Regions from separate parts of the Homo sapiens genome. Here all the other regions are linked to region 3. Evidence: chromatin contacts called from ENCODE Hi-C or POLR2A ChIA-PET data. All regions are on one chromosome and are shown on one strand. The core of a region is the stretch at or near the end of the contact, and the rest is flanking DNA. Distances in the headings are between cores, read along the strand shown. Region 1 overlaps ATXN1 (ataxin 1). Region 2 overlaps ATXN1 (ataxin 1). Region 3 overlaps ATXN1 (ataxin 1).

Region 1 (2,771 bases), core at 45-2,544, 290 kb before region 3:
GCAGAGAGTGTAAGGAGAGCTTCCTGTATTTTGAAATGCACTGTCCATGGACCTTGTCTGGGGAAGAGGGTGCCACACTAATTCTGGCCTTGGCTACTATGGGTGTTCAAGAAGCAGCATCATGCAATAGAAAGATGTGACACTTCTGGTCGGGACTTCTTATGGCAGTGGTCCCCAAACTTTTTGGCACTGGTCCATGAGGCTAGGGGTAGGGGGATCAGGCATTAGATTCTCATAAGGAAGGTACAACCTAGATCCCTCACATGTGCAGTTCACAGTACGGTTCACTTTCCTATGAGAAAGAATCTAATGCTGCCACTGATCTGACAGGAGGTGGAGCTTAGGCTGGCTGAGCTGGCTAATGCCGGCTCGCCTGCCTCTCACCTACTGGTGTGCCACCCAGTTCCTAACAGGCCACAGACCCATAATGGTCCATGGCCCAGGGGTTGGGAACCCCTGTGTTATAGGACCTGACACCCAATTTCTGCCATCTGAAAAGCAAAGAAAGATAACAATGGACTCTGTTGACTTTTTAGCAGAAATAAAAATTTCTTGTTTATTTTTTCTCCATTTTTTAATCCAAAATATTACAACACATAATAGGACACAGATACTGAAATAATACATTTAGTGCCAGCTTTGAGTCAGGTTTCATTGCTGTCAAGAGAAAGGTAAAGGTGATGTTCAATCCATCTCCCTTGTAGACAGTAAATTTTAATTAGTTTTAATTAGAAATGAGAAGTCCTACACCTCATCTCTACAAGTCTCCTGAAACATACCAAGATATTGTCTTTCTGTAGACTCAGAGCACGTATAATCAGATAACTGGTCCACTTACTGTTTATATTGTATATTTTATCCAAGAATGATTTATACCTATAAATCCAGCCAGGAGGATCTCAGAATAATATTTATGAGATAGACTGAAATTTAATAGCAACACTTCTTAAGTAGATGGACTATCAAGAAACTCTTAAAATAACAGAATGAAAAATAAGGTAGTGGCTCTGTATATAAGCCCCGTCAGCCAGTACACGGGAGGTACTCGATCAATGCCAAATGAAGGAGTGACTTCGTAAGAGGGACTAAGAAGCAATTCAAGTTGCTATTCTGGAATCTCTTGTGTAAGATGGGAATCAAGTCTAACAGAGTCATTAATAGAATTTAATAAGGAAAGCTTCCAAAAGAGGAAACTCCAAAGTTACCCTTTCATTACTGAATTTCTCAGATTCTCAGTGGATCTAAATTTAAACTGCACAGGAAACAAGGCCCTTTGTCAAAAGGTGCTAAATCTAACCTACACTATAAGAAGCACGTTTGCCCATCCTGTGTTCCATGTTATGAAGGGCCTCCAAGAATTTAAAAAGGACAAAATAGAAAAAGCAGAGAGTTCCTTTATAGTATTACTATCTAGCTACTAAAAGCCAAAAAGAAAAATGTGATGTCAATGGCAATTTGGCAACTACATTTGTAAAGTTATAACAAGCCAATTTTCAGAGCTAGAGACTTCTTTTCGCGGGGGGGGGGGGGGGGGGGGGGCGGGGCCGGGGGCGGGGCGGGAATAAGGGTTGGGGTGGGGTGGGGATGCTGACATCAGAATGTGTACCAGAGTGACTCAGGGGTTTTTTTTCAGCCTCAGAGCTACCATTTACTCAGCGTCCAGCGTCCTAACCAAGCCTAAACTTGATCTAAATTGTGTCTTTTGATGAATTAGTAGTGGTTGGTTTCATACTGTGTTAATTTGGAAAAGATACGTGTATTAATTTTATTTTCTACATATGTTAAACAAATAAAAAATTGAGCTTGTTTTGTTTTTCAAAGCACTTTGTAGTTTTCTTGTCCCTAAAAAGTATTTACTAAAAATCTGTGACCGAAATCAAACTTTTCATTTTGAAGTATTTGAGGTTTAATCCAGAGGCATAGTATTTAGCAGAAACATCTTCTCAAGCACTATTAAAAAATTAAAGTGGGGCCAGGCACAGTGGCTCACGCCTGTAATCCCAGCACTTTTGGGAGGCTGAAGTGGGCAGATCATCTGAGGTCGGAAGTTCGAGACCAGCCTGGGCAACATGGTGAAACCCCATCTTTACCAAAAATACAAAAATTAGGTGGGTGTGATGGTAGGCACCTGTAATCCCAGCTACTCGGGAGGCTGAGGCAGGAGAATCACTTGAACCCGGGAGGCGGAGGTTGCAGTGAGCTGAGACGGTGCCATTGCACTCCAGCCTGGGGGACAAGAGCAAGACTTCGTCTCAAAAAAAAAAAAAAATTGAAGTGGGGCCAGGTGCGGTGGCTCATGCCTGTAATCCCAGCACTTTGGGAGGTCTAAATGGGTGGATCGCTTGAACCCAGGAGTCTCCAGCCTGGGCAACATGGCAAAACCCCATCTCTACCAAAAATACAAAAAATTAGCCAGGCGTGGTGGCACATTCTTACCACAGAGACATGCCCCCAAAACAGATGAAAACTTTGATATTTCAAAAGAGCTAAAAGAAAATGAGGAAGTAAGAAGAGATAAAGGAACACTAATCCCAATAAAAACATTCAGAAATGAAGTGATTGGAGAAAACAAATAGTTGGATAGAGAGAGGCAAAAGAACGTGGGAAAGAATTTGAAGTAAAAGAAAAAAAAAAAACCATTTTCTAGATGAAGACCAAATAAGAAGGAACACAAGAGGGAATACATACATACACCTTTAGTCCCAGCTACTTGGGAGGCTAAGGTGGGATGATTGCTTGAACCCAGGAGCCAGAGGTTGCAGTGAGCCAAA
Region 2 (2,985 bases), core at 236-2,735, 410 kb before region 3:
ACTCAGTCCTTGGTGGAAGTGTTTCAGGGTTGTTCAGTAAACCCACACCCTAGCACCGGGACGCCTCCTAACACAAATCCCACATTAAAAGCTGGGTTTTTCTTACACATGGTAGCGTGGCTCACAGAGCTCCCTTGTGGGAAGGCCCTGTGGGGAGGCTCAGGGATGGCCAGGAAGGACACTGCCCAGTGAGTGACCACAGCAGCTGTGACACGGAAGCCCTTAGGCACACAGGTTCTAGCTCACTTGCCTTCCTTTTCTGGGGCCTTAAAATGTGTGCCTTAGGCAGGGAAGGGTGGCTCATCCCTGTAATCCCAGCACTTTGGGGGCCTGAGGCGGGAGGATCACATGAGCTCAGGAGTTCAAGAGCAGCCTGGGCAACATGGCAAGACCCCGTCTCTACAAAAAAATAGAAAAATTAGCTGGGCGTGGTGGTGTGTACTTGTGGTCCCTGTTCCTAGGGAGGCTGAAGTGGGAGGATTGCTTGAGCCTAGGAGGTCAAAGCTGCAGTGAGCTATTATGGTGTCACTGCACTCCAGCCTGGGCAACAGAGCAAGACCCTATCTCAAAAAAAAAAAATGTGCCTTAAAGAACAACATAATATTCAGTGCTAAAAAGAAATGAGCTATCAGAGCAACAAGAAGACATGGAAGAACCTGAAATGCATATCGCTAAGTGAGAGACGCCAATGTGAAAAGGCGACATACCGGATGATTCCAACTGCATGGCATTCTGGAACAGGCAAAACTATGGAGAGAGTAAAATGATCAGTGGGTGCCAGGAGTTTCAGGTGGGGTGTGGGGGACAAATAGTTGATGCATAAGGGATTTTTAGGGTGGTACAGCTGTTCTGTATAATAATGTAATGCTGGATACATGACATCATAAATTCATCAAAAACAGCATGTACAACACAGAGTGAACTGTAGTATAAACTATGGACTTTAGTTAAAAATAAGGTATCGGTACTGGCTCATCAGTTGTAACCAATCTATCACACCAATGCAAGATTTTAATAACAGGGAAAACTGTTAGGTGTGTGAGACCTCTCTCTACTTGCTGTACACCTAAAACTGCTTTAAACAATAGTCTTTAATTTTTTTCTAAATGCTATAAACAACAACAGTCTGAGAGAATCAAAACATATAAGATGACCCAGTTGGGGGCACATATAGCACATACAGTTTAAAGGAGAGCATTTTTCTCCTTTTTTTTTTTTTTTAGAGAGGTACAAAGACCCACAAACAAAAATGTGGTTTGACATAGTTTCTCTGTTGGAGCCTTTCCAGCACCAGAACAGACAGGAAGTGTGTATTACCAACAACTGCGGCACAAATCCAGGGCTGGGCTCTGCACACAGGGCAGTCACCAACTATCTATTTTTTGATACATTAGGATTCATCGCCACCAAGCTCGGCATGTTCAATGTTGGCAAGTGGGTCTGCCTTGGCTGCAAAGGGACTGACTCTACAGGCTCATGTGCCGCCTGCATGAGGGCCTCGGCTATTTTTAGGTACCAGCTAATCCATTCAATGCATAATGTTACCACCGATGACTCACAGCTCACAGAAGTCAACCAAAAAATAGTAGAATGAAAGGAAAGCCATCGGTAGACAGCCAGTAAGTACATCATGATAACAACTGCTGTACGAGCACACACACAGGCACACTCACACCCACGCCAGGACAGTCGGGAGGAGGAAATGGCACTGAATATTAAGCAGCCACCGAGTCAGGGAAGCAGTCACCTCGGGAGGCGCTGGGAAGCGACAGACGGCCCTAATAACACAGAGCCTGGCATTTAGGAAAGAAGCAAAGGAACGTGTCAACCCAGAGCACTTTACCAATACATTTTACAACTCCACTGAGCAAATGCTGTGTACTCTTCAGAGAAGCTGAACCTAGGAAGGGTGAGACAGAAGGATGGGATAATATAGAACGCCGCCAGATGGAAGCCAAAGGCTCCCCAGCTGGGGCCATCCTGGGCAGGGCTGTCCCAGCGGGCACGTCACTAACAGCCTCTTGCAGAAGAGGAGCCTGGGAGCCCTTGTTTCTGCATTGGTTGTCTTACTGATCTGGAGGGCTGGAGCACCAATGCACCCCTCAAATCCAGTTCATACTCAGAAATACAGATTGATATGCTCACGCAGGCTGGCATGACATCATTTAGCCTTAGAAACAGGAACGGCGGGAAGGGTGCTCGCCTCGGCCACTCGCGGGATTCCACCCCGAGGATTACAGGCAGGGTAAAAATGGCTTATTGTGCTCATTGGAAAAGTTCAGCCTTCTTTCTAGACTTTCATCAGCTGCCTCTCCTTCCATAAACTCTTTTTAGAACACGAGGCCTTTGATTTATTTTTCAGCTGTGAATCACTTTCTCAGGGCCCGAGCCATCTAAGTTGAAGCAGGGAAGGGAAAACTAACATTGCACAAGGTCCCAGTGCTACTGACGGGTGAGGGATATGTTCAGACTCAGATCTCTTCAGTGCCAGTTCCTGCATTTTCCAAGCAGCTAACCTACTTCCTACCCAAGGAGGAGGTGCGAAGCCCCATCCTTCTTTTGAGTTGCATTGGCTCCCACGTTGATGCTATCGCCTCGGGGGTCGCATCTGGATGCGCCACAGACTTATGGCCTCAAACTTGGAGGATATTAAGTGGATTATATTTGGCAGTGAGGCCCAAGGGAAGTGATTCTGTCATCCTTTGGGACTCTCAACCAGAATCAAGGCATGGCAAAGCAGCAACTCTCTTCCAGGGTGGGGAACGTGCTATCACCCTCCACTGAAGAGGAAGGAGGCTTCCTTTGGTGCACGCAGTAACAATGGACAACACCTGGCATTCCCCTTTCCTCCCACAGCACCTAGGTGGGGGCCTGGGGGATGCATAGACGCTTTGCTCGAGTGGAGAAAAGCTGTACTGGGCAGGGCAATGCCACAGGGATAGTGACAAACACGGAAAAGCATTTTTCTCCTACATTGCCTCGTCT
Region 3 (2,871 bases), core at 49-2,548:
AAAGATGTGTGAACGCAAAGCTTTCTGGAGTTAAAGGGTAAAACAGTATGTATATATATATATATATATAAATGTATTTATACATATATAATGTAATATAAAATATTTATGTACAATAATATATTTCTTAATTCTACAAAATACAGAAAGAATATTATAAGAAAATGTCCCACCTTCCTTAGGAACCATGTGTACCAAGACTTTTTAGGAATAGCACCCTGCCTGAAGATTGTATTCTTGCCCACTGTTCTTTCCTAACAAAATTTCCCTTCAAGTTCTCCTTTCGTTGTGAACTTCAGTTATTGCCTTTCCACTGGCTAAACACAACCACACATATCTTTCAAAAGCTAATTGAAGCATAAAGAAGTTAAACATGATTTATTCCAGGTCAAATTTCAAGTCAGTGGAAAAGCCATAAATACAGACCTTCCTCTTGCTGAGTGTTCTGGGTGCCGGGCCATGCTGCAGGGTGAAATTTTGACTTTTGATTGGTGTTTTCAAAATTCCTTTGTGTATTTAAAAGTAGCTCATATTGACAAGATAGAAGGAAGAAGCTTGGACAAATGTCATTAACGTTGCACAATTTCACATTCCTGGACCTATCACAGGTGCCACTGGTTATTAACATATGCATGTAAAACTCCCTGAAAGACACTGTATAACTGGCTCAAATGCCTACAAATGGAAGGAGGTTTAGTAGCCTAAAATATACTCTATTTTTCCCTTTAAGTGCAACTGAATCACAATCCACGAGAAGCAGTTTGTGCAAAAAAAAAATGCTCTGCATGTAAGAGCTACACTAAACTGCACTAGACCCCGTTCTAAGATAAGACCCGTATTAACAGAGCCAGGGAAGAATGAAAAGAAGATTCTGGGAGTGCAAGATGCATTCAGGGGAAAAAAACATCACAAGCACTGAGCTGCAATGAGAAATGAGGGCATCAGAGTCGTCATAAAAAAAAATCACAAGCATGTGCAGATTAGACAGATAACGAGAGAGGCTTTTTTTTTCTTTTCTTTTTTTTTTTTTTTTTTTTTTTTTTTTTAATAAAAACGGAGGTCATTCCTCTTGCTTTCAGGAGCTTGAAAAATAAACCAGAGCGACCAAGGGCTGCAAGGCTTTGACCTTCTGGTGAAGACAGCCTTTAGCAGGAGGAACCTAATCCCAGGAAGTTGTCTGTACTTTGCTTTCTGCTACCACACTAGAAGATTACTTGATCAAACAAATGGGCATTTTTCCCCATGATATCTCTGTATCATGAAAAAGTACATTTGTCATTTAATTTTTATCTAATTGTATTGCCGTTTCCTTCTCCGCCTCTTTCTCCCACCTACCCCCACCCCTCCTACACTGGCATTCTCTGTGGTCAAAGAATCTGTTTCAGTATTAGTGTTCAATATAGCAAATGTCAAGTAAACACTCTACACATTTCCTGTGCTATTTAAAGCACCCTAAGCAATTATTTGCTCTAAAGTATTAAACTGTAAATTTTCTTAGCTGGTGCCAATTCCTATAGTAATAGCTGTCACAGAAAAGTACTTTAGAGTACTCAAACACGGCTTTTAAACCGGCAACACTCATGCTACATTTGCCAAGACTTTTCTAGTTGTCATATTTTTATAGCATGTTTTTGAGACAATGGACTAACTGCAACAAAGTGTCATATGTAGCTCTTTTTTCATATTTGAAGCTTTATAGGCACACTGTAGTCTTTCAACATAATTTTTCTCCAAGCAAAAAGATGAGATAGAACATAAAAATAGGCAGACGCACATGGTCACACTTCAATCTCATCGTTATACTGCTTGGTGTTACAGGCCAGAATCATGACCATTGGAAAATATCACTCCGGCCGGGTGTGGTGGCTCACGCCTGTAATCCCAGCACTTTAGGAGGCCGAGGCAGGTGGATCACTTGAGGTCAGGAGTTTGAGACCAGCCTGGCCAACATGGTGAAACCCCGTCTCTACTGAAAATACAAAAATTAACCAGGCGTGCTAATGGGTGCCTGTAATTCCAGCTACTTTGGAGGCTGAGGCAGGAGAATTGCTTGAACTCAGGAGGCAGAGGTTGCAATAAGCCGAGATGGCACCACTCCACTCAAGTCTGGGTAACAGAGTGAGACTCCATCTCACACACACACAAAAAAAAATCACTCCATTTGATAAAGCTCCAAATCATAATAGCTGATAAAAGAGTCCCCCAACACTAGTTCTATAAAGGGTGCACACTGTATTTACACATACAAATGCATGCAGCACTTGAAAAATATTAAGCAACCAAAACATACATATGTAAATATGTGCAAAGACTAATATACTTCTACATGTATGCCCTTATTAAGTACTTTTATGTTTGACTAGATGTGCTTCTTTTGAAATCTTTTTAGCTTCATTACATGTTTTTGTAATTTCATGGAAGTAAATTAAAAGTAACATAGTTCTAAATCCTAAACAGCTAAGACTGCATTAAATTGCCACCTCCATCTACAGAATTGTATGGCCCTTGAAAAACTTCCATGGATGAGTGCAATTTGCAACCAAAACCAAAAGCCTCTTTACCTATTTTTTAAATGTAGTGAATTATTCAAACATATTTTCCAACCGATGAAAGAATTCTCTTATTCCTGCCATGCCGGGACCCATTCTGAGTTTTACACCCACCATACCAGGTATTACTACTTGCTGAAAGCCTGCATTAAAGCATTAAGGGACAACAACAAGGTTACATTATCTTAACATATTCCACTTAATGGTTTTTGATTGTGTTATGAAGTGCCCTCACATTGGTTCCCAAAAATGTTTGCTATTTTAAGAGCCACACTATTAAGAACCACAAGTCAGCCAGGCACGGCAGCTCATGTCTGTAATC

What was found. A loop is a pair of places that touch in the nucleus more often than their neighbours do. ChIA-PET counts read pairs that join two places held with the same protein, here RNA polymerase II (POLR2A). Pooled maps may share reads with other maps.
Region 1: a pooled map shows a loop between it and region 3 (2.1-fold over the local background). The contact joins two enhancer-like sites. A Hi-C loop is called at or near these places in 5 of 37 single-sample maps with no recorded cell type and 8 of 50 pooled maps. POLR2A ChIA-PET finds 5 or more read pairs at or near these places in 4 of 52 experiments (BJ, T-cell, WTC11 and 1 more).
Region 2: a map with no recorded cell type shows a loop between it and region 3 (8-fold over the local background). The contact joins two enhancer-like sites. A Hi-C loop is called at or near these places in 3 of 168 maps with a recorded cell type or tissue (IMR-90, Panc1 and mammary epithelial cell), 2 of 37 single-sample maps with no recorded cell type and 9 of 50 pooled maps. POLR2A ChIA-PET finds 5 or more read pairs at or near these places in 4 of 52 experiments (GM12878, MCF 10A, T-cell and 1 more).

What each region holds. Positions count from the first base shown.
Region 1 is chr6:16,437,822-16,440,592 of GRCh38, forward strand. The region is part of intron 6 of ATXN1 (ataxin 1); the gene reads right to left. Among named protein-coding and RNA genes, the nearest start is that of GMPR, 200 kb to the left of the region's middle. Within about 2 kb of position 1,295, at least 2 of the 41 ENCODE cell types and tissues checked have a DNase peak (open chromatin) inside an H3K27ac peak, as active enhancers do.
Region 2 is chr6:16,318,651-16,321,635 of GRCh38, forward strand. All of the region lies in intron 7 of ATXN1 (ataxin 1), which reads right to left. Among named protein-coding and RNA genes, the nearest start is that of GMPR, 82 kb to the left of the region's middle. RefSeq lists enhancers at 1,688-1,807, 1,720-2,553. Within about 2 kb of position 1,486, at least 32 of the 41 ENCODE cell types and tissues checked have a DNase peak (open chromatin) inside an H3K27ac peak, as active enhancers do.
Region 3 is chr6:16,730,438-16,733,308 of GRCh38, forward strand. The region is part of intron 2 of ATXN1 (ataxin 1); the gene reads right to left. Among named protein-coding and RNA genes, the nearest start is that of ATXN1-AS1, 29 kb to the right of the region's middle. Within about 2 kb of position 1,299, at least 3 of the 41 ENCODE cell types and tissues checked have a DNase peak (open chromatin) inside an H3K27ac peak, as active enhancers do.